6 separate regions of the Mus musculus genome follow, and regions 1, 2, 4, 5 and 6 are each linked to region 3. The links are chromatin loops, found by intact Hi-C in ENCODE. Cell type or tissue: left cerebral cortex. All regions are shown on one strand. Region 1 overlaps 1700015I17Rik (a long non-coding RNA gene). Region 2 overlaps Gm51568 (a long non-coding RNA gene). Region 3 holds the start of Mfhas1 (malignant fibrous histiocytoma amplified sequence 1). Region 4 has its middle 24 kb from the start of Cldn23. Region 5 overlaps Mfhas1 (malignant fibrous histiocytoma amplified sequence 1). Region 6 overlaps Mfhas1 (malignant fibrous histiocytoma amplified sequence 1).

Region 1 (4,000 bases), 120 kb after region 3:
GATCTGAGATCGCAGGTCATACCGCCACATCTGGTTTATATGGCTCTAGGGTGCAAATGCAGCGTTCATGTTTGCCGTGCCCTAACCACAGAGCCACAATCCCAGCCTAACTTTCCCCAGGTTTTCTAGAACTTGCTTTTCAGCAGGCATTTTGAATTTTGCATCAATCATAACCCACACCTAATTTGACAGGCTTTTTGTGACTCAAAGGCACTTTCTGTTTGACCTTGTTTGACGAGTCCCACGAGAGACTCTCTGCCCTTTTCCTTTCTTTCTTCCTGCTTCTGTGAGGGGCCATTTCTTGAATTTCTTTTTGAAGGCTGGCCTATTCTATGCTGAGACATATCTCTGAGCCCTCGTTTGACAAGTCAAGACTGTGAGGTTACAGGAACCCATTTTCTGAACAACCCCCATGCCTCAGGGACCTTAAGAATTGTCACCGTGTTAATTGTGTACATTTGGACAGAGCCTGACAGAATGTCTGATATTTACCAAACATTTTAGGAACTAGGATAGAAGCCTCTAAACCCTGAGAATTCTAAATACACTCTCCAGATATTGAAAAAGCAAGGTGTGATAGTAAAATCTATTATTCTGTCAGTACCAAACAATGAATCCGATACTGTTTTATCTTTATTTATCCCCAGAAAATGAAGGTAAATCATAATACAAAATTAAATGTAAAAATCGAATAAGATTGTAAATTGATGTACAGTCTTCAGATTGACTCACATTCATCTCCGCCATGTGCATCTTGTGGCTTTAATGTTATCCACCTTCTTTAGTAGTAAGAAGAGCTGGCTTGCTGGATGGGCATGGCAGTGTACACCTTTAATCCCAGCACTTGGGAGGCAGAAACAGGCAGATCTCTGAGGCCGGCCTGGTCTACAGAGTGAGTTCCAGGGTAACCAGGGCTTCACAGAGAAACCCTATCTTGTAAGATCAAAACAAAACCAATCCAGCAAAAAAATTAGCTGGCAGATACAGCCAGTCAAGGCGCAACTTCAGGGCATGAATTCTCTTAGTCTTTGAAGTAACTATATAAATTAGGTTCCAATATATCCTTTCGGCAGAAGGAGGAATGGGCATGAGGAACCAGTGGCCGGAAGTGTGTGACTCATGAACAGCAGGACACAGACCCAAATTCTGAATGTTCACTACAGTCTGGCTCTCTATTGATGTGTTTTGCTGTGTCTGAATTATTATTGAAACAAATTTAAAGGCTTATTACTCTTGTCTGTCCCCCACTGAAGCTTATCTGGTCATCTCCCTCATAGCTCATGCATTAGTGGTCAGAGAATGGTTAAGAGCCAGCCACAAAGGAGAACATTTGTAGCACAAGGTTGCATTGCTTCCCATGGCCAAATTCAAGTTCCCAACCTGAGAAGAGACATGCGCTAGCACCTCATTGCGCAGTATTTTTCTCACACAAGCCCCACAAACAGCACAGACTCAAGACCACAGGAAGTAACAAAGTAAAAGATAGAGAACAATTTTTTCTTTTTTTTTAATTAGATATTTCTTTTATTTACACTTCAAATGTTATCCCCTTTCCTAGTTTCCCCTCCGAAAATCCCCTATCCCCTTCCCCCACCCCCTACTCCCCAACCTACCCACTCCCACTTCCTGGTCCAGGCATTCCCCTATACTGGGGCATAGAGCCTTCACAGGACCAAGGGCCTCTCCTCCCATTGATGACAGACTAGGACAGAGGATGACAATTTTCTTAATTTAAATGTAAGTTGACTAATTATGCGTTATGGAAGTGTAATTGGTATACTCTAATTCTAATTAAAAGGTTACATTTCTGGAAATTAAACAATTAGCTCTCAAGGTCCCATCCTTCAAAGGTAGTTCATTCTACTGGAAGTTTGTTTGTTTTGAATGTAAATTAAGTCACGGGTGAAACGGAGGCCTTGAATCACAGTCTCAGTGGAGTCACTACTGAGTCTTCTAAGGTCACAAAACTGCTCACCTAAGGGCAAATGAGGGCTGACCTCTAAGGCAGAGAGGTTTGCGTTCTGTTCTGCCACCTGGTGGCTGTCATTGGAAACTGCTCCTGTTCGCAGCTGCTCTCCAGTGCTCGCGGATGGAACGTGTCACGTGACCCTTCCTGGCGTACTCGCCCTTGAAGCTATAATTAGGCTTGCCGTAGATAATCGGACTCTTTTCATTCTATCGTCCCCCCATACTAAGATCTTTAAAAGAAATTCCCACACGTGGGGCCAGAGGGCAGTTGAGTGACACATGAGCGGTTTTTTTCTTTGCCCCCCCTACCGTGAGCAAGCACCTCAGCTGCTCAGGGTGGAAAAACAGCTATGCCCAGGCTTGGCTTGGAAATGTCACCCAGGGTCTCCCTTATCCTAGCAAAGCTCATCTTGCTATTGTTTAATTGGTTTACAGGCACTTGGGAGTCTGGATTTTAAATATTCCTTCCCAAGATTCCCCAGTTTCCTGGGTTGAATATAGCCACAATCCCAGTTTCAATTGTCAATCATGCACTTCCATCCATCAATCCTGCGGTATCATCGTGGACCTATTTTTAAGACAATGAGAACATCCATCTGTACTGTCGGCTTGGAAATGATAAGGTCATTGTTGCTATGCTAACCCATACGACAGCTCCCATCTTTAATGTATTTAAATGTAATCCTCTATTAGAGGGTGGCTCCCAACCATTCTCCCATCTTCTTCATTTTTGTGCCGTCTGCTCGGAATCCATTCATACCACGGACATCTGCTGAGCTCAGTGGCAGGCTGGTATCTTGGCTGGGTGATGTAGACAGAAGATGAAGCCCAGGAGAACACTTGAAAGGCTTGGTGTGGTTCCCTCAGAGTGTCAGGAACTCTTCTGAGGCCTTATCGACTGAGCTCTCTGGCTCAGAAGGGGACACATTTGGAAGCATCTGCTGAGGCAGGGTGCTGCGGGTGCTGCTGATGAGAGTGACTTGCTCTAAGCAGAAGAGTTGGCAAGGGTTTGTGATGCGCACCGGCTGACCTCAAAGTGAATGTAGAATTTGGTCAGAAGGAAAGGATAGGAAAGCTGTGGAGATTCCAGAATAGAATCACAGAGTCGCAGAACCTGGAGTGAGTGTGGCTGGAGGGTCCTGAAGCAGCTGTAAAGAGAAATGACAGCAGAAACCAGCATGGTAGGCAGATCTTAGGTGCCATTATCATGACAGGAAGCATGACTCCATCTATTGAGAAATAAAAGAACAGCCCTGTATGCAAAGTTCGGACAGGGCCAGGCCCACATGAAGTTGCCTATCCAGCTTTGTGGGGCATCTGTGCCAAACTTGGGTGGCTTTCTGTTACAAATGCCAAAACATTGGGTTTCTAACACAATAGTGATGAGGACATGGACATTTTAAATATGAGATACAACTATGGAAGCCAGTTCTGCAAAGCTGTGTTTCATAAGATCTATGCGTGTGGTTTCATTAAAAGGGAGAAAAAAGTAACCCATGGTAAGGAAATAAAACCATTAGAAGAAAAAGTTAGCCCCAAAAACCTAGTAGAGAAGAGCAAGGGGGCAAGAAGAAAGAGGAGGAGGAAAAGGGGGAGGAGGAAGTAGAGAAGGAGGAAGAGGTGGAAGAAGTGGAGGATGAGGAGGACCAAGAGGAGGAGGAATGCAAGGAGGAGAAGGAATGCAAGGAGGAGGAGGAGGGGGAGGAGGAGGAGGGGAGGAGGAGGAGGGGGAGGAAGTATAGGGAAAGGAAGGGGAATGGTAGCTTGAGAGCCCAGAATAGGATCTGTGGCAGGTTCTAATGACGGCCATGTGAGACATGACCTATGTTTAATGAGGTCAGAAGTAAAAGGGAAACAAGATCTGTTGAAAGATAGATGGTGAGTTTCACTCATATCATTTGGGAGGTTAGAGAACTAAAAATGATCCAGAGACCAGTTCTACATTTGATCTCAGTGAGAAGGCCAAGAAGCTAACAAAGAATAGATCTCTAAAGTAATTCAGTAAACTGTCACCAAAGGCTTGTATGTTCTT
Region 2 (4,000 bases), 90 kb before region 3:
GGATGGGGAAAGGGGCCATTGGAATAAAGGAGCAGTTCTTTGAGTAAACAGTAGTTTTTCTGGATCTGAAGGATCGAAACATTTTCATTAAAAGTCTCACAAGGTGGAGGAAGATAAAAAGATTTCAATTCTTTGTCTTAAACCCAAGTTTTATAGTATCCATAGAAAAGACTTGTGGTGGTTTAAATATGCTTGGCCCAGGGAGTGGCACTATTAGTAGATGTGGCCTTGTTGGAGGAAGTCTGTCACTGTGGGCATGAGCTTTAAGACCCTCATTCATGCTGGCTGCCTGAAAGTCAGTCTTCTCCTGTTTGCATTTGGAGCAAGATGTTGAACTCTCAGCTTCTCCTGTACCATGCCTGCCTGGATGGTGCCATGCTCCCACTTTGATGATAATGGACTGAACCTCTGAACCTATAAGCCAGCCCCAATTAAACGCTATCCTTCTAAGAGTTGCCTTGGTCATGGTTAAACACTTGTCATAAGACAAGACTCTTACTTGGTATTTCTCACACACTGGCGATTGAACCGGGGTCTCTAAAAAGGCAGCCAGTGCATCTAACCATAAAAAGAAGAAAAATCACTTTTCCAGTCTCAAATTCTGCTTGCTTATTTTTAAAAATATTTTATGCTATTCCATGTATATGAGTATTTTGTCTACATGTGCATCTATGTACACTTCATGTATGTGAAGCGCCAACAGAAGCCAAAAGGTGTGAGACTCCCTGGGATTGGATTCGGATGTCAGCTGCCATGTGGGTGCAGGGAACTGAAACCCAGCCCTCTGTAAGAGTTCTGTGAAAAACGTCAATGACAGTAAGTCTTTCTCCTTTCCTATCTACATTTTGACTTCTGAGAAGAACATTAGAAATAGATTATATTTACCAAATAATTGATATTTGGACTTTTATTAAACTTTCTAACATTATCAAATATGGAATTAGATATCCAATATATCATATAAGAAAAATAAACCTTTCCCTTTTACAATTAGTTTTGCAGGATACATTGAATTTGAGGTTCCCCTAGCACACCTTTAGTGAATGCCTTTAAGAAACAAACACATGAGAGTCACGGAGTTGAGAAGACCCACTCAAAATTTGGGTCATGCCCTCTAATGGCAGCCTACATGAAAGGACCTGGAAAATGGAAGATTGTGCCCTTTGCTTGCTTGCCTGTCTATCTGTCCTGTCTATCTGTCCTGCTGCTGAGGCACTGTTTTCCTAGATGGGACTCCAACAAGACTGAAGACCAGCTGACATCCTAGTAGACTGAACTGCTACAGGAATCCTGACCTTTCATCAGCCATTGTTGGACATTTCAGACCATATCTGTAAACCACTCTAATCAATTCGTGTGTGTTGGTGTAACTTAACATAGTCAGTTTAAAGATTGTAGGCAGCAGCATCCCATGAGTTGGAGTCCTGGGCTTCGTAAAGTGGAGAAAGCAAGTGGAACACCAGAATTCATCTCTTTGCTTCCTTACGCCCAGTTCTCCCACTGCCATAGCTAGAACCATCTAGTACCACATCACTGACTACAGTATGTTATACCTCAAAACTCTTCCAAAATAAGCTGTTTATAAGAAACATCAAGTTATTTGGAAAATTGTAGGGTTTCTCCTGTTGCAAATTGTACACATGCGCATTAAAGTGAGCAAAGGGGTTACATCTTTAAATATCAACACAGAGAGGGCAGAGACAGGCAGATCCCTGTGAGTTCAGGGCCTACTCTGCTCTACATAGTGAGTTCCAGGCCAGCCAGGGTTTCATACTGACACCTTTCCTGAGAGAGAGAGAGAGAGAGAGAAAGAGAGAGAGAGAGAGAGAGAGAGAGAGAGAGAGAGAGAGAGAGAGAGAGAGAGCTGTTTGTGTCATTCGTTAGTGGTGTGTGTGTGTGTGTGTATCCTCTTGTATCCCTGCCTTGCTCCTTACCCACCTGTGGCAGGAGGGAGAGAGCCATCCCTGCCTCCTACTGGCTGCAGCACCCGAGAGCAGAACCCACGCTCCTGGGCAGCACAGTAGAGCTGCCCTGATGGTGCAGGCACAGGTGATCTGGCCCCAAGGACAGGCAGTCTGGAGAGCTGACCCTGCCCCTTGTTGGCTCCAGTGCTGGGTGAGTTAGCTGGGGCGGTGCTGGAGAGCTCACCCTGGTGGTGGGATGTGGAATATCTGCTAGGCTGACCAACTCAGCCACCTCCCAGGCCCAGATCCGGGGCTTTGAGTTGGCCAACCCTAAGATCTACCCCATCTGTGACCTGCTGGAAAGGGCCAGCCCTGCAGAACCAAAGCTGCAGGCTCTCCATGACGCAGGGCAACAACAGGATATCTGAGAGGAGGCCTGGTGAGGATCCAGTATTGATAGTGTAGCAGAAGCCAGAGGCCTCTAATCAGGCCAATGCCTCACTGCAATGAACATTGGCAAGTAAAGGCCTGTGGATACACATTCGGGGACACACTGACATATTACAGCTTCCACGACAAGATTTTTTTAAAATAATTTTTTATTCTATCTTTTCTTTTGTGGGGGAGGTTGTAAGGGCAAAGGGTAGATATGAATAAATGGGCAGATGAATAGGATTGGGGTGCATACTAAGAAATTCACAAAGAATGAATAATTTTTTTAAAAAAAGGAAAAGAAAGAAAGCAAGAAAAACCTGTATTGTATCGAAGTTGAACACAACTGGAGCTCAAGTAAAACTGATCAGAAAGTTCTTTAAGTGCCAGCAGAGGGCAGTCCACCCCAAACTTCTACTTTTGAAGTTTAGTAATCGGTTTTCCTAATTCAAAGTACTAACAGGCTTTCAGTCTGTTGAAAATTGATAAGCACACAGTCAGAGAAGATTTGCTTAGCATTCGAGGAGCTCTAGGTTCAATCTTCCATAACCCCCGCCAAAAGAACTATTAGTCAGGTTTGGCCAGTAGAAAATTTATATGGAAGTGTTCAAATGTTTTCAAAGGTTTATTACTTATTTTATATTCTTACATTAGATAGCAAATTAATTAATTTTACTATGTGTTGTGATGGATGCTGTTGTTTATGATTGGAATAAAATCTTTTCCTTATATTTTGGCACTCTTATTTTGCTGGGCAAGAGGCACACATAAAAATAGGATCGAATGTGGTTTTTTTTCCATTTTTTATTAGGTATTTAGCTCATTTACATTTCCAATGCTATACCAAAAGTCCCCCATATCCACCCACCCCCACTCCCCTGCCCACCCACTCCCCCTTTTTGGCCCTGGTGTTCCCCTGTACTGGGGCATATAAAGTTTGCCAGTCCAATGGGCCTCTCTTTCCAGTGATGGCCGACTAGGCCATCTTTTGATATATATGCAGCTAGAGTCAAGAGCTCCGGGGTACTGGTTAGTTCATAATGTTGTTCCACCTATAGGGTTGCAGATCCCTTTAGCTCCTTGGCTACTTTCTCTAGCTCCTCCATTGGGAGCTCTATGATCCATCCATTAGCTGACTGTGAGCATCCACTTCTGTGTTTGCTAGGCCCCGGCATAGTCTCACAAGAGACAGCTACATCTGGGTCCTTTCAATAAAATCTTGCTAGTGTATGCAATGGTGTCAGCGTTTGGATGCTGATTATGGGGTGGATCCCTGGATATGGCAGTCTCTACATGGTCCATCCTTTCATCTCAGCTCCAAACTTTGTCTCTGTAACTCCTTCCATGGGTGTTTTGTTCCCAAATCTAAGGAGGGGCATAGTGTCCACACTACAGTCTTCATTCTTCTTGAGTTTCATGTGTTTAGCAAATTGTATCTTATATCTTGGGTATCCTAGGTTTGGGGCTAATATCCACTTATCAATGAGTACATATTGTGTGAGTTTCTTTGTGAATGTGTTACCTCACTCAGGATGATGCCCTCCAGGTCCATCCATTTGGCTAGGAATTTCATAAATTCATTCTTTTTAATAGCTGAGTAGTACTCCATTGTGTAGATGTACCACATTTTCTGTATCCATTCCTCTGTTGAGGGGCATCTGGGT
Region 3 (4,000 bases):
TTCCCTTCCCTTCCTTCCTTTTTTCCATTCCCTCCCTCCCTTCCTGCATTCCTTCCTTCCCCTTCCTTCCTTCCTTCCTTCCTTCCTTTTTCCATTTCCTTCCGTCTTCCTTCCTTCCTTCCTTCCTTCCTTCCTTCTCTTTTCCATTCCCTTCCTTCCTTTCCCCTTCTCTCCCTCCCTCCCTTCCCCCTTCCCTCCTTTCCTCACTCTCTTCCTTCCTCACTTCCTTCTTTCCTTTCTTCCTTTCTCCCATTACTTAAAATATTCTTTCTCCTGATTTAACATTTTAGTTTTTAGTAGCCTGGCTTTCAAAGAACTCCACGTTCTTCTTTGCTTGAAGAAGTTAATGTTACCATGACCTCACACTTTAAACCCTCTTGCTTCATTCAGTCCCTCAGGTGCTGCAGTGACAGGCCTGCAGGAACATGCGTAGCTTCAGGGGCTCTTGTACAGGCTTTTCCCAAGCTTGCTCAGTATGAACTTTGCTCCCAGAAGTCACCTTGCCTCTTGCCTCACATGCTGGAAACCCTGGGTTCAAACTCTAGAACTGAGGAAAAAAATCACTCTAGCCATAGGGATCTTTCAGGACTTTGCAAGTAGAGGATTGTTCCTTGCAGGCAAACTCACCTCCTTTATAGCCGGGGTGATAAGGGGCATGCCTAAAAGCTGACAGGTCCCAGGCACTACTCAGCTCTCTTAAGCAGATAAACAAAATGATCGATTATCTAATGACAAATGGAGAAGAGTTTTCTGAAGACAGTTACAATGGAAGGATAGCTTGTTTGCTTGCAAATTGAGTCTAATTTGTGTTGCCCTTATTATCGTGGTATGGAGCCAACTGCTGGAGCTTTGGCAAGCTATCAGTGACCACACCCTCGATGAAAGTGACTGTCCTTTTCAACCAGTTGTTGCCTGTCGGTGTTCCTCAGATAAAGTGATTAAGCAACTGGAAAGGAGTGGTAGAGGTGATCTCTGCGGTCTTGACAGGTTTCACGGCTTTGATAAATTCGGAGATTACTTGAGTATAGATATGATCTCAAACCAACTTCCTCTCAATGGAAACAAGCCCACACTGAACCCTGCAATAGCGAAAATGTGTCTGATAATACGGTCATTTCTTTGAATCCACAGAATACGGGGAATGTCGGATTCAAGATGTAGCATGTTGCATTCGGCTGTGGCGCTAAATGGGATAGTACAGACTTAAGACATCTTGCATGGCCTCCAACCCCCAGCCACCCACAACAGGCCTGAGATGTGCTGGCTCAAACCAGGGGAGCTGAAAACTAGGCTTCGGTTGACCTAGTACAAATAGTCCCCAATAACTAACTTATCAAATGGATTAAAAGGTTCTTTGCTTTTCCCCCATCTGCCTTTTATAACTACCCTCTTGTTCTAAGCTCCTTGGACACCCAGGTCCTTAAATTCTGCCGGCTCTATAGAGGTGTGGATGTATGGCGCATGGGAAGGATGAGCAAGAAAGCCAGCTAAATCCTATGCTTAGGGATGAATAAGAAATCCTTAGAGGCCAGGACCAACAAAGAACCTGATGCAGGAGAAACCAACCCGGAGACCCCGGAGTCCCACATCAGCTTTGAGGACCGCATCTGGTGCGCCTGGCGCAGGGCGAAGTCCACGTCGCCGGCCCCACTGTAGCTGGACCCCCCAAACCCCAAAGCCTGCGCTTACTTGCAACTCCCGCCCCAGGGGCGGTGCCGGGAACAAGCGGCGCCTCCGCCGGTCACGTGGGGGCCGCTCCACCGGGCGGCGCTGTAGCTTCCCGATCGCGCTCTCCAAGCGCCGGGGACGCGGCGCTCGCGCTCCCGCCCGAGCCGCGGGGAAACGGAGACAAGGAGACGCCTTCACCTCCGGCTCCCCGGCCCTGCGCCCGCAGCATGCCCGCCGCGGAGCCGAGCGCCGCCCTCCTCCTGCAGCTCGCGGAGGTGACGCCGCCGGCCTCCGGACCGCCGCTGCGAGGGTAGCGGGGCTGGAGTCGGCTACCGAGGCTCGGCGAGGCGGGCGGAGCTGGAGGAGGAGCAGGCATCCTCCGCGGCGCGGCGGGCGGCGGCCCTGCTGCCCGGCGCGCCCATGGCCCAGGAGCACGGAGAATGCGAGCCGCGCTGCGCGGCCGCAGCCCAGCTCCGAGCCGCTTGCCCGGAGCCCCTCAAACCTGCCTGCGTCGCTGCCGCCCGCCACCGGCTGCGCTAGGACCCACGGCCGCCGGCCGCGCAGGGGTGGTGGCCCGGGAGCAGCGGGAGCTAGAGGGCCCGGGGGCTGGGCGCCCGCCGGAGTCCAGCGCGGCATGCAGCTGCGGGCTCCGGTACCGGCGTGAGGGTTGTCGGCGCGGGGCCCCGCCATGGCTGGCCAGGACAGTGGCAACCTGAAGACGGTGAGGCTGTGGCGGGACGCCGCCCTGAGAGCCAGGAAGCTGCGGAGCAACCTGCGCCAGCTCACGCTCAGCTGCCCAGGGGCCGGAGGCGACCCACTGGAGTCCCCCGACGCCCCCCAGCTGGTGCTGCCGGCCAACATCGGGGACATTGAGGTGCTGAACCTGGGGAACAACGGCCTCGAGGATGTGCCTGAAGGTCTGGGGTCAGCTCTGGGCAGCCTTCGCGTCTTGGTCTTGCGCAGGAACCGTTTTGCCCGGCTGCCCCCTGCGGTGGCGGAGCTAGGCCACCACCTTACCGAACTGGACGTCAGCCACAACCGGTTGACCATCCTGGGAGCCGAGGTGGTGAGCGCCCTGAGGGAGCTGCGCAAACTCAACCTGAGCCACAACCAGTTGCCAGCCCTGCCTGCCCAGCTGGGTGCCCTCGCCCACCTGGAGGAGCTGGATGTCAGCTTCAACCGGCTGGCGCATCTGCCAGATTCCTTCTCCTGCCTCAACCACCTTCGGACCCTTGACGTGGACCACAACCAGCTCACCGCCTTTCCCCAGCAGCTGCTGCAGCTGGCTGCCCTGGAGGAGCTCGACGTCTCCAGCAACCGGCTGCGAGGCCTACCTGAGGATATCAGTGCCCTGCGTGCCCTCAAGATCCTCTGGCTTAGCGGGGCCGAGCTTGGCACGCTGCCCAGAGGCTTCTGCGAGCTGGCCAGTTTGGAGAGCCTCATGTTAGATAACAACGGGCTCCAGGCTCTGCCCGACGAGTTCAGCCGTCTGCAGAGGCTCAAAATGCTCAACCTCTCTTCCAACCTCTTCGAGGAGTTCCCTGCTGCGCTGCTGCCCCTGGCTGGTCTGGAGGAGCTCTATCTTAGTCGCAATCAGCTCACCTCAGTGCCCTCTCTTATCGCCGGGCTGGGTCGGCTTCTCACCTTGTGGCTGGATAATAACCGCATCCGGTACCTGCCAGACTCCATTGTGGAGCTGACTGGCCTGGAGGAGCTGGTGCTCCAGGGCAACCAGATCGCTGTGCTGCCGGACAACTTTGGCCAGCTCTCCCGGGTAGGCTTGTGGAAAATCAAGGACAACCCACTGATTCAGCCCCCTTACGAAGTCTGCATGAAGGGGATCCCTTACATCGCAGCCTACCAGAAGGAACTGGCGCATTCGCAGCCAGCCGTGCAGCCCCGGCTCAAGCTGCTCCTGATGGGCCACAAGGCTGCAGGAAAGACCCTGCTTCGACATTGCCTCACCGAGGACAAAGTGGAGGGAGGGCAAGGTGGAGGGGACAAGGAGAAGAGCTACCTACCTTTCCCTCCCCTTGGTAGTAAGGGCATCGAGGTGACCAGCTGGACAGCGGATGCTTCCCGGGGCTTGCGGTTCATTGTGTATGACTTAGCCGGTGATGAAAGCTATGAGGTGATACAGCCCTTCTTCCTCTCCCCTGGAGCCCTGTATGTGCTCGTGGTCAACTTGGCCACCTATGAACCTCGCTGCTTCCCTACCACCGTGGGCTCCTTCTTGCATCGGGTGGGGGCCCGGGTGCCTCACGCTGTGGTGTGTATTGTAGGCACGCATGCGGACCTGTGTGGGGAGCGGGAGCTTGAGGAGAAATGTCTG
Region 4 (4,000 bases), 260 kb after region 3:
GAAGCCTCATGGTGACCGCTTCCAGCCAGAAACCTGGTTCTCACTGGAACAGCTTCTTAAATGATCCTGCCATCTTTCTTTGTGCGGTGGTCAGTCTTACTGTGACAGTCGGAGTGCTTTTCTCTATTTGGGTAGGCTTAAGTAGAAAGAATGCAGAGGCTTGCTCTTCTGCATGAAGCAAAAACATAGTTGGTACCTTAGAATGTTGAGTTAATATTTTCAATCCTGTCTTCATTATTTTTCCATAAGGAACTTTCAAGACTCCAGCTTGACAACGGCAAGGACCTGACAAGGGTTCCTTTCCGTTTTAAGATCCCACCAGACAAATGAGTCATCGGGACGGGAACCTACTATAAAGTCATTCATCTGAGCTGCATGGGACAACCCACTTTGACCAAGTTGGATTAGAGTTTATTATTCAGTATTTTGTTTTATGTCGTGATAAATACCTTCTTAAAGTCACATGTGTTATTCTGAGCAGAGTTTCAGAATTCAGAGATTCAGAGGTATAAATATTTGATTGAATTTGAACTGTACTGTTTATGATAAGTTAAAATGAGCTATTTTGTTTTGTATATAACAATCACACACACACACACACACACACACACACACACACACACACACGCACGCACGCACGCACGCACGCACGCACCAGCAGTAACTACGATCTGGGCATCCTTGCACGCAGCACACTCAGCCCACATCTGCCCTTCTCTTCTGCCAGGATGTGCCATGTGACTTCTTCCTGTGCTCTCCTTGCTTGGCAGAAGCTCATATCTTGAGGACAGCAGGAGCCGGGCCATTTGGTAGAACCAGCTCTACCTGTATCACCATCAGCCAACACACCTTCAGGCTGAGCAAGACAAAGTCAAAACAAACGAGCAAGCAAGCAAACAAACACCTCTGTGGAGCTTGGTGAGTGGAGATCTGCTGTGTAGGCTTAAATTTCTTTCTTTCTTTCTTTCTTTCTTTCTTTCTTTCTTTCTTTCTTTCTTTCTTTCTTTCTTTCTTTCTTTCTTTCTTCCTTCCTTCCTTCCTTCCTTCCTTCCTTCCTTCCTTCCTTCCTTCCTTCCTTTCTTTAAGTAAAAAACCTACTTTATTTTGGGTTCTTAAACACTTCAACCTCCCTTCTAACCCACCAATCAGAGGTTGGGGAAAAAGAAGGTTAATAGAAAAATGGTGTTGTGGACCTGCTTACAAGGAGTTCCTTGGAGTGGTTCCGCTCTTATTGTCAGGATACCAACAGTCCGGTCCAATAGCAAACATCATAACACCAACCAGTAGCAGCCGCACCATCCAGCAGAAACAGCAAGGCTCCGCCGAATGGGCACAAGTCAGCGGAAGCGGACCGTTCTGGCTGGAATACCACAAGAACTTCTTTGGCGCATTTCTGTCTATAAAGTAAAGAGCAACGAAGACCAGTGAAGACCAGCGAGGCGTTGTATGGCGTAGCAATACGAGAGCACCCTCCTATTGTTTGTGGGGTTCCATTTATATTCTTTCTAAACATCAACCGCCCTCTCAAGTGTCTATTTTCAGCAAAAAAAAAAAAAAAAAACATTACATGCCCTCTCACAAGACGGCGTCAGGAAAACATCACATGACACAACTGGGTTGTTAAAGAAACCAGAAATTTCCACTTCACTGCTGTCTCTGCAAGGACCAGTGCAGGCAGCTAGGTTTTAAGGGAGCAAAGGGCCAACTTGGTTTTTTTTTCCCCAATATTTTGCTCTAATTTTCTCTAGGATGAGCTTTCTCTGCCTGTGGATGCGTTTCCACGGCTTTCCCTACACATCTTTAGGTACCAGCAGCAACTCCTTAGATTTCTCCTGCTCCTGACTAGGGAGCAGGCGTCATGGCGTCTAGTGGACTTCCTTTTTAGTCACTCGCCCTGGCTATGAGCTCCCTTCCTCTATGTTTGCTCTCCTTTGGGGTTCACGGGGAGAGGGAAGAAGAATGGAAGATCTCAAAAAAGTTTCAGACTGACGTCCCTCCTTACGTCTTGCCCGCTTCTGTGTGCCAAGGGACAAATGTTGATTTTTTTGTCCTAGAGCGCCCTCTTGTGGCTCCACAGGGCACAACCTTCTGCGACCCCATTGATGCTCGCTCGGAAGCTGCTGCAAGTGTTCCTTTCCGCAGAGGCACTTCTAGAGGGGCTTCATTTCCTGCAGCCCAGGTCAAGGACAGTTTCCTTCTGTTGGGCGCGCTTCTGACTCATAGGAACCAGAGCTTCTGTGAAGCCTCTACTACCTTACGCTAGCCCTCTCCTTTCCACCCCTTGCCTTTTCCGTTGCTTAAAGCTCAGCAAAGCTTTTTTTTTTTTTTTTTTTGCTGTGGCTATGGGTGGGATAATAGTCTCTTGACTATTTTCCAAACGGCAGGTGGATTCATTTTCTCACTCGGTCTTCCACGTCTCTTTTCTGTATCTAGTCAGAAGTAGGTGAGTGGTAGAGGGAGACTTTTTTGTTCTTGTTATTTGTTTATTTTTACCTAGTCCCAGTGAGGAGAATTACTTAAAATCTCTACGGTTTCAAAGGACGCCAGGCCCCCCTACCATCCTGTTTAGTGATCCCTTGGCCTTCCCTTCTGAACTTGGGGGGGAATGATGGGTAATAGGCTTATGATGGGGGGGGTGGTATTGAGAATCACTGCTAGTTTTGCAGAAACGGCTAACAGCCTGATCTACACATAGAGGTATTCACACCACCGACCGTCAGTTTGAGACCCTTGGATTAAACTCTATGTTTAAATGCTCGGGGGGGGGGGGTTCAGTGTTAGCCCCCTTTTACAAAAGATCAAACTTAAGACTCAGAAAGGTTAAGCAGCCCACCCAGGTTTTGTATGACGAAGGCATGGTGAATGTGAACTTATTTACTGTCTTCCAATATCCCACCAAAACCGTTATTTCTTAAAGACTCAGAGGGAAGAGGGAGGAGGAGGGAGGCGGGAGGACGGAGGAGAGAGGGAGGATTATGACTTAAGCTCTCAGTTCAGAATTTGATGGAAAGGGAAACCTGGCTTTAAAGTCAGCTTCACAAACACACCAGGTCTGATCTCTTTTGGGATCCAAATTGAGCTGAAGGTTCTGTTATTAAAACAACAACAACAAACAAATAAACAACAACAAAATCCCTCAAACAAACAACCAAGATGTCATGGAGTTTGGGTGAGTGTTTGTAGGTCTCTAGAGTTCCGAACAAAGGCTGATACCTGGTGGTTTCCAAAGCCCCTTTCCCCTTTACTGTGGACTAATAGGGCCAGGGAGGGAGGTGGAAATCAGTTACATTGTAACACTTGTGGGATGGAGGTAGAAATCAGTTACATTGTAACACTTGTGGGATGGAGGTAGAAATCAGTTACATTGTAACACTTGTGGGATGGAGGTGGAAATCAGTTACATTGTAACACTTGTATAAAAGGATGGACTCGGCTATTGTGAGGCTCAACTCCTTTCTCTTTGCTGTGTGTGATGTTGGTGTTTAGAGTTTGTTTTCCACTGATACTTGTGGTGGTTACCTCAGGCTGACGCCAGCAGAGCACACTCACCCGGTGACTTGACACCACCAGCACCTGTCCCCTCACAGTCAGAGAGGTCAGAGGTTCTCACTGCAAAGCTTCTTGCAGAACTGGCAAGTGGCCCCAGCCACTCTTCAATGTCCACATGTACAGATCATGAATTTGACTCTCAAGTGGAAGTCTCTTGCATCTCTCATTTTAGATGTGTGTTGATAATGCAATTGATTTCCACCTTCTTTGCTAGTCCTGTTACTCTACCCAGAGAAGGAAAAGGACTTTGGAAACTGTGTATCCTGAGCTCTTGTTCTGAACCTGAAAGCTAGAGACCCACAAGCACTCATCTAGACTCCACCTGGCTGGTGTTGTTTTCTATATAAAAGAAAAGGTTCGTCTCAAAGGCTCTGCAAACCTCTGCTGCAAACCTCTCCACTGGTTAGTCACGTCCCCATAGAGCACACAGGACCCTTCTTACCTAGGAGCC
Region 5 (4,000 bases), 55 kb after region 3:
ATGGCAAAGGGAATGGACATTCAGACACAAGGAAGAGCTTTGTCTGGGCCTTGGAAAGGTTTTCTTTGCTTGGGGATAATGGGGTATTTGCTTACATTAAAGTTTCATGGCTACCAAAGTGGGCAGGGACAGCTGGTAACCTTCTGAATAGTGTTCAAGGAATGAAGCTTAACCTAGGGTCAGAAAGGGCTGCCCTTGAGGAAGCTGGAGGATGGACCCAGAGGAGCCAAGGAGCCCTCTTCACACATTGGGGGTAGAACTTCTACATCCTTGCTGCTGGACCTGCATGGGCCTTCCTCAGAAAACTCGGGAGACAGTGTTGCCCCCAGATTCATCACATTTGTTCAACTCTAGTTTCTTAGCCAGCAATTTCTCCTGCTCTGGGTGGGCTTGCAAATGAAGAAGACATGAGCTTTGTCTAGGTTTAGAGTTCAGTGGATCACTGGGAGTCTTGGATTGAAAACTCTTATACAATGATATTGCAATGCGTTTATCATTTGCTTTCTTCCTTGGGGAAATATCTTTAAATATGCCTACGAACTGGCAGTATCTAGAGCAGAGTGTATGGTCCAGGCAGTAGTCTCAGTCCTGTAGAGTAGGGCCTGGGCTGGTCCTGTTTTTCATTTGAGATGCTTCAAGAGAAGGCTGGGCAAGGTGGTTACATACCAGTACTCAAGAGGGTAAGGTAGGAGATCTGCCTCAGATCAGTCAGTCTATGGTGAGATCTGGGAACTGCCTCCTTTAAAGACAAGCATAGGTCAAAGCTACTGGTAAAATCCTGGGGCAGATTTTCTTTCCTCTGATACACCCAGTGCCTTTGATCTGATGCTCCAGTATGTAAGATCTCAGTGACTCTTCCTAGGTAGCAACTTGTGAGACCTTTCTTGTTTCTCTAGCCTTTTGAGGTCTTTGTTTTCAGTGTTTGTTTTTACCCTGTTGATTCATTCTCTTGGTTAGAAGACAGGCAAACAACATGGAAGCTCCTCTGTATATTTTCATAGGTCGTGACTTGGTACGTCCACAGAGATGGGACCTGAGTCAGGCCTTCTCAGAGGTCTGCCATTCACACTGCCCTCAGAGGGTGAGGAAATACACTGTAGTAAATGGTGGCTGAGGCAGTTGAGTAACTACTGGAAAAAAGAAAGTGTTCTCTCCTTAGATAGCAATAAAATTATCTGCTTGAAAGGTTTAGACTTACTGACTCATAAGAGGAGTAAACCTTATTAGATACAGCGTAGAGCAGAGGCAGGGGATACTTTCCTGTTCCCAGTCTAACAAACTCACAGACCTTATAAAGAAAAAAAAAGTCACATCAAAGTTTAAAGGTTTCCTTAACCTTTAAATTCTGTGAATGAAATCAAATAACAAATAATATTTGGGATGGGGGAAAGATTGTTTGAATGTATGTCAGAGGGCCATTGCTTTTGCCTAGAAATAAATGCTAGGAATCAACAAGAGTAATAAGCTAGGTGGGCTTATGTCCTTTCTAGAGGTATGAGTGAGGAAACAGAGTAGCCCTCGCTGTTTAAGAAGGGCAATGAGGGCCTGTGGGACGGCTCAGTGGGGAAAAAAGGCGCTTGCTGCCAAATCTAGTGGTATACAAAGTATCTGCTCCTGTGGCAGTAACAAAAGCACAAAATGCATGTGAGACTCTTAGCAAAGATCAGAAGCACGTGTGTGTGCACAGCACAGAGCTCTGGAGTGTTCAAAGTAGCACTGTTCTCTCATTCTGTCATACCACTTAGGAAAGATTCACAGCATTGTGTGAAAAAGCTGACTCGGGCTTTACAGCATGTGTGTTAAAAAAGAAATTTTAGGAGCTGGTATGTCAGTGCAGAAGATAGTAGCTATAAAAAGGAAACAATGCTGTCAAAGTTATATTCTCATGAAAATGTCCTTGTGTAACTCAGCCTTATGTACAATGAAAAAAAAAATAGAGCCGAGCAATAAGAAAAGGAAAGCAAGCCTTAATGGAGCGTATTTTTCTTGTGAATAAGAAGTTCACATCACCGTCAGGCAGGTTGGTATAGACTCTCCTCTGTGCTGTCCCTGAGTTGCCTACTGTGTTTCTGTTCTACAGGACAAATTGTATGGGCCCCTGTTCTCATGGTAACCAGATGTTGTCATTCTACCAGATCTCACATCTGTCCTTCCAAGCAGGAAAAAGGTGCAAGGGTGGGGTGGGGGTGGGGTAGGGGAGTAGCCAGATGGGCATGTCTTATATCAAGAAGCAGGAAAATACTGAGAAGTTCCCAGCTGCCTTGTACTTAAATTTCACTGGCTTGAATTACCGAAGGGTTCCCCAGACCTGCAAGGAAGTCTCTGAGAGCAAAGGTTTTATGTAAGCTTGTGTTCTGTCTTCACACACAATCCAAGGCTCAGCGAGCCTGGAAGAGGGCAGACGAGAGGGAATGCTGGGTAGGCAGAAAGGCCTGGGATCCAAGCAGCCTCACACCCGTGTCTGCTGACACTCTCCACAGAAGGAGCCCGAGAGATGGATCAGCATTTACCTTTGCAGAATGGCTGCCAGTCGAGAGGAAGAAAATTATTTTCTATAAAAAGGAAACAATGCTGTCAAAGTTATATTCTCCTGAAAATGTCCTTGTGTAACTCAGCCTTATGAAAAAAAAAAGAATATATATTCACTTTATATTGTTCTTTTCCACTGAGATTTTAAATAATAATAATACCACCACCACCACTAATGCATATGTGTTAACTTTAAAGGAAGCTGGTAGGAAGTTGATATCCGTCCATGACCAGAACCTGTGGGATGCAGCTGTTCTGCAAGTTCCTTCCACGCAGGGCCATGGACCATGTGTCTTTAGCCTCAGTTGGCCAATGAGAGGTTCACTTGAGTGCGTCTGTGGTTTCTTCTTCCTTAGTGCTGCCTCCAGCTAAGCACACAATCCTAGCGTCCAGGAAGAGGGAAGACTCAGTTTCTTCTGCCAGAGAATGCCAGTAGCTCGAATGGCCCCTTAATCTATGTGTTCCCTCCAAATGTTGAAGATGTGGCCCCAGTTCTGAAGACTGTGGTGATTGCATTTGGGGAAGGGTATCTTTGAGGAAGTAATGAATCCTAGGATGACCCTTCATCCAGTAAGGCTGTTCTCCTCATACAACTAGAAATGGGATACACTCAACACAGAGGAAGCCTCCCCAGACACACAGAAAGACAGAGAAGTTGCTGGTTTCCAACTAGCAAGAGAGGTTTAGGGAATCCAGCCCTGCCAAAGCATTCATCCCAGTGAGATACTAAACGTCCAATAAGCCCTGCAGCCTGCAGACTTTCACAACAGCCAGGCACTGGAACTCAGGCTGGTAGCCTTCCCTGCTTTAGGGAGAGTGGTTCTTCATGATCTTTTCTGCTTTGTGGTGCATTGTTTGGGAAGATGGGGTAGGCATGAGGATGGGGCATGCCCTAGCATGGGATGCTCAGTGGGATGCTCACAGAGCATCTCTAACCCAGTTTTACTGGCTCTCCAGGGCAGCATTAACCCAGCCTGCCTCCTCTGTCCCTCTCCCTAACATTCACAGGGAGTCTAGCCTACGTAATACTGACTGTGGTCTAGGAGCAGGAAAGCAAGCAAGCTCTGTCAGTGGGAGGCCAGCACAGCCTTTCTTCAGGGCCTGGATGCTGAGTGCCTGGTTCCTCTCGCCTATCTCCCTGTGCTCTGACCCACCAGCTTCACCTAGCTTCAGAATGCATGGGTACCCTCCTGAGTACCCATGAGTCTTTGCCTGGCTCTCACTGTTAAATCTGTCCTGACCAGAGATGCTTTGTCTTTTAGAGATGGTCCATATCTCTGCAGTGAGTGAGATATAAGAGCAAGATCCTCCATTGTATGAGTTACCCTGGAACTGACCTGGGGATTTGAGTGTGTTAGGCAAGTCCTCAGCCACTGAGCCATAGTCCCTGTCACCCAGAGTCACCTCATAACATAGAGCCAGGAAGCATCTTCTGTCTCCTACCTACTGTCCTTCCCTTGAACCCAAAGTT
Region 6 (4,000 bases), 72 kb after region 3:
GAATGAGGATAATACAGCAAGTCACTTTGCAGCAGCAGACAGGAAAGAGAGAGGTGGGGAGGGGGAGGGGAAGGGGCTAGAGGGAGAGGGAGAACTTGGCTCCAAACAGGGCTAGACTGAAACCCCCAGAGGCTGGCCCCTAATGGCCCAAGTCTGCCCTACTTCTCAAAAATAGGCTACATCCCACAGCCTGTCAAAATAGTGCCACCTACTGGGGACCACATGTTCAAACCTAGGCGCCTGTGAGGAGTATTTTTGCCTTTAATGGGTAACAATTCTCAACTTGTTCCCACACCACAAACATAGCTTATGTGAGATTTGGTGAGCACCTGAGCACAGTTCCAGCCTGCTAGTTGATCACTTAAATGCAGCAGCCAAAGTCCAAGAGCACACACTGTCTCTTGAGGCCAGAACCCCAGCCTCTTGGAGCATCACCCCCCGGTGCCATGTTTCTTCCCCCCACCCCCACCCCGAATATTTCTTCAGCCTTTAATGTTCTCTCGTGTTCTCCTCAGCTATTAAATCCTGCAGGTAGATAATATTCATCTCTACTTATCAGGACTCTGTAAGTCTATCTCATGACTACACTTTAAAAAAAAAAGATTTATTTATTTTAGTATGTGAGTACATTGTACCTGTCTTCAGACATACCAGAAGAGGGTATCGGATCCCATTACAGATGGTTGTGAGCCACCATGTGGTTGCTGGGAATTGAACTCAGGACCTCTGGAGAGCAGTCAGTGCTCTTAACCACTGAGCCATCTCTCCAGCCCCCTTATGACTACACCTTAACTGAGTCTTTCATTCACTCACTAAATCTCTTTTCCCTTATGGCCCACACGGTTGTTTTTTCCCCAGGTATCTGTGTAAATTTTACTTAAGTTCTAGACAGCTTTGTTGTTTTGCATGGTGTTTATAACTGGCATCTTCAATCTAGATCCAGTTGTTTGTACTGAACAAATATTTTGACTTTCAACACAATGTCTTACGTTGTTGCTATGATAAATGTTTAGTGTTCTGCATAATATGCCCAATAGTGGAGAGATCTGATGAGAGAGGAGAGAAGAAAGAGGCTCATTTCAATGATCTGCTGTTGATGTTTTGAAATGTCCTAGCAGGACTTGGTGTTCTGTTCTTCGACTGAGGGAAAAGCAGTTGTTAGCAGTCACCTGTCATTCTCCTGGCACAAATCTTGAGCCCAAGTAATGAAGCAATTCTTCACAGGGTTGAGGCCCACAGGAGGCTGCATAGTAGTCTCAGCAGACAGCCAGCTTCATTCAGGAGGCCCCTGACATCTGTGTCCTCCCTGATGACCACCTGTGCACACTTTCTCAGAGGAAGAAGAGAGATCATCCTTTAAAGCCAAATGTGAAACGAGTAAATGATTAAGTCCATGCAGTCCCTAAGGGCCCATTCACTCCGAGTCCACATTGAATGAAGCTTCAAGACAGATATGGAAATGGCAGTCTCATAACCTTCTGGCTCTACAAGGCATCACTCATTGTAGTGGGCCAGAGCAGCATTGCCCCATAGCAAGACACAGGAGGATATTCCCACGTGTCTCCATATTGTAAACAGAGTAATGTTATAATTTTTTGTCAGAAATAAAGACTGACTTCCTTTAGGCAGGTTTGTCTGTCTGCTGCGTGTAGTGTGTGTGTGTGTATACACAAAGATGAAAAGAGGTATTCCAAGTCCCCTGGAGCTGGAGTTACAGGTGTACAGAGCTGCCTGAGGTGGGTGGGTGCTGGGACCCAGACTCTGGTCCTTTGGCAGATTAGGAAGCTCTCTAAACAAACATCTGAGTTATCTCTCCATCCCCATAAGCAGGCTTTGGAAAGCAGAACTATACCAGGCTACATGTAATTGTTTTACATAATCTGCTGCTATACTGCCCTATGTAAATATAACTATTTATAGTGCCCACCCACTCTGGGAATTATCACTTTGGCTTACTTTGCTATGGATGACAGACGTGTAATAGAATCGAACTTTTTTACTTGAATTTTTTTATATTTCTGGTGAGGCAGAGTTTTGCCTGTGATAACTGATGGTCTAACCTGAATTGCATGCTTTCATTGTGCTTGGATGAATTCTTTATATATTTGGAAAATCCAGTTTCTATAGAATCTTATTGCTGCAAGCTTATGAAATGTCAGATAGGGTGTTTAGCATTTTTTGTGTGTTATCTAATTTAATTATCACAGTATCTCTGTCACAGGGCATTCTGATATGGTGTTTAAGTATTGAATTGGGTGGTTCTTGGTTTAAGTTCTGATACCACTGTTTCCTCTTGTGACCATTGGTAAACTTTATATATCCTGCAAGTCTTCCTTTGTGTTATATTTTTATTTTGTGTCTGTCTGTCTGTACCACCTCACTGTCTATATGTGAATGTATGTATATATATATATATATATATATATATATATATACACACATATATGTGTGTGTGTTATGTATGTATGTATGTGTACGCATATGTGTATGTACATATGTTTATGTGTTCATCTCTCTATGTCTGTGTGTGTGTCTGTGTGTATATTTGTGTATCTGTGTCTGTATGTCTCTCTCTCTCTCTCTCTCTCTCTCTCTCTCTCTCTCTCTCTCTCTCTGTGAGTGCATGTGTGTAGAAGTAAGAGGAAGATGCAGGCATCATTCCTCTCTGGGTTCTAGGGTTTGAACTCAGGTCACCAGGGTTGGCAAGCATCTTTACACTCCGAGCCATCTTGCCTGCCCAGTTTCCTCTCCTATGTATTGGAAATAACTGTCCCTGTCTTACATGCTTGTAAGGATTGAGAGAGTGCATATGTGCACCATCATGTACACAGCACACACTCATTTAATATCCATTGAGACAGTGGGTGTTTTCTCTTTTTTCCCTGGGTTAATTTAGGTTGAGAACCACCAGTCTAGCTGGTATAATGGAAAAGACCCATGGGCTACTTTTGAAGTAAAGGGGGATTTATTTAGGCTTAGAATTTTGGAGTCAAACCTAAGGCTAGGCAGCCCATTACTTTAGGCCTTGCACGCCATGGCAGGAGCACATGGGCAAGTAAGTGCTCACTTCTCCAGCCAGGAAGCAGCGTGAGAGACTGACTCAGGGTCCACAGTCTCATGGGCATAGCTCAAGGTCTCAGCTTCGAAGATCAGCAGCACCTACCTACCAGACCTGCCACCCTGGGTATCGAATTCTGACCTCTGAGGGGGCACCCAGCTCTAAAGAAAACCATCTAGCTGACTCTATCAAAGCTGCTGTTTTTATAGAAGTTGGTAACCAAGGCTTAAAAGTATTTGAATTATTTCCAGTTCTGTGCCTTGTGCTCACCAAAGGCTACAGTGTTGCCAACAGTCAAGCAGCTCTGTGTGGTTGGTGCCAGGGACCCATGCATGGGGTAGGGCTCAGAACCTGCAGTCCTTATCTGGGTACTCAGCCAGCCTGGAGCAGATGAAGCTGAGGCATGTCAATCAACTAGGAGAGAATTTCCAGTGGGAAAATAGGGATGCCCAGCTTGTGCTCAGGCTTTGGGTTTTAAATGAAAAAAAAAAAATTACACCTCCCACCCACATATGTAGCAGATGTGCAACTTAGTCTTCATTCAGGTCCTCCAACAACTGGAGCAGGGTCTGTCCCTTTATCTGCTGCCTGCCTGTAGATCCTGTTCCCCCTAACTGGGCCACCTTGGCCTCAGTGAGAGAGGATACAGCTAGTCCTGTAGTGACTGATGTGCCCACCTGAGGGGATTGTACCTGGCCAGGTGGAGGCTCTTCTCAGATGAGAAGGGGAGAAGGGAGTGGGAGGAGGAGCTGCGAGAGGGAGGACTGGGAAGAAAGGCGGCCTAATATTGGAATGTAAAGTGAATAAATTACTTAATTTTATAAAAGAAAAGAAAATATACCAAAGAGGAGCCAGGACCATCTGAAAGCACTCTGTCCTCAAGGCCCTGGTAGTACTGTGAGTCACTGTAGGCTGCTTGGATTTCCCAGACTCGCAACTCTT

The links. A loop is a pair of places that touch in the nucleus more often than their neighbours do. Peaks named below come from ENCODE experiments on the same cell type or tissue, not always from the same donor. Only the 100,000 strongest peaks of a DNase experiment are listed, where the experiment ranks them.
Region 1: it touches region 3 in a loop (6-fold over the local background); 28 of 42 quality-filtered maps call a loop at or near these places.
Region 2: a loop joins it to region 3, with 2.5 times the contacts of the local background. A loop is called at or near these places in 18 of 42 quality-filtered maps.
Region 4: a loop joins it to region 3, with 4 times the contacts of the local background. A loop is called at or near these places in 11 of 42 quality-filtered maps.
Region 5: a loop joins it to region 3, with 2.2 times the contacts of the local background. A loop is called at or near these places in 12 of 42 quality-filtered maps.
Region 6: it touches region 3 in a loop (2.6-fold over the local background); 9 of 42 quality-filtered maps call a loop at or near these places.

Annotation. Positions count from the first base shown.
Region 1 is chr8:35,705,982-35,709,981 of GRCm38, forward strand. 1700015I17Rik (a long non-coding RNA gene) reads right to left here. Exons shown (of 3, transcript XR_378890.3): 3 at 2,010-3,116. Among named protein-coding and RNA genes, the nearest start is that of 1700015I17Rik, 12 kb to the right of the region's middle. In left cerebral cortex, a CTCF peak has its summit at 2,045 (motif pointing left); DNase peaks (open chromatin) are centred at 2,081, 2,698 and 2,972; H3K4me3 peaks cover 520 bases; H3K27ac peaks cover 310 bases.
Region 2 is chr8:35,496,338-35,500,337 of GRCm38, forward strand. Gm51568 (a long non-coding RNA gene) reads left to right here. Exons shown (of 2, transcript XR_003947532.1): 1 at 1-816; 2 at 995-3,067. Among named protein-coding and RNA genes, the nearest start is that of Eri1, 2.8 kb to the left of the region's middle. In left cerebral cortex, CTCF peaks have their summits at 2,142 and 2,730 (motif pointing right); a DNase peak (open chromatin) is centred at 2,734.
Region 3 is chr8:35,586,017-35,590,016 of GRCm38, forward strand. Mfhas1 (malignant fibrous histiocytoma amplified sequence 1) reads left to right here and starts at 1,773. Exons shown (of 3, transcript NM_001081279.2): 1 at 1,773-4,000. The coding sequence starts at 2,357. It overlaps Gm16793 (predicted gene, 16793), which reads right to left and starts at 3,004. Exons shown (of 3, transcript NR_040376.1): 1 at 2,822-3,004. In left cerebral cortex, a CTCF peak has its summit at 1,748; DNase peaks (open chromatin) are centred at 1,779, 2,344 and 3,121; H3K4me3 peaks cover 2,539 bases; H3K27ac peaks cover 2,277 bases.
Region 4 is chr8:35,848,527-35,852,526 of GRCm38, forward strand. No RefSeq gene overlaps it. Among named protein-coding and RNA genes, the nearest start is that of Cldn23, 24 kb to the left of the region's middle. In left cerebral cortex, a CTCF peak has its summit at 2,077 (motif pointing left); a DNase peak (open chromatin) is centred at 2,062.
Region 5 is chr8:35,641,093-35,645,092 of GRCm38, forward strand. The region is part of intron 1 of Mfhas1 (malignant fibrous histiocytoma amplified sequence 1); the gene reads left to right. Among named protein-coding and RNA genes, the nearest start is that of Gm16793, 54 kb to the left of the region's middle. In left cerebral cortex, no CTCF peak of the experiment used is centred here; DNase peaks (open chromatin) are centred at 1,759 and 2,373; H3K27ac peaks cover 333 bases.
Region 6 is chr8:35,658,277-35,662,276 of GRCm38, forward strand. The region is part of intron 1 of Mfhas1 (malignant fibrous histiocytoma amplified sequence 1); the gene reads left to right. Among named protein-coding and RNA genes, the nearest start is that of 1700015I17Rik, 59 kb to the right of the region's middle. In left cerebral cortex, a CTCF peak has its summit at 189 (motif pointing left); a DNase peak (open chromatin) is centred at 1,923; H3K27ac peaks cover 232 bases.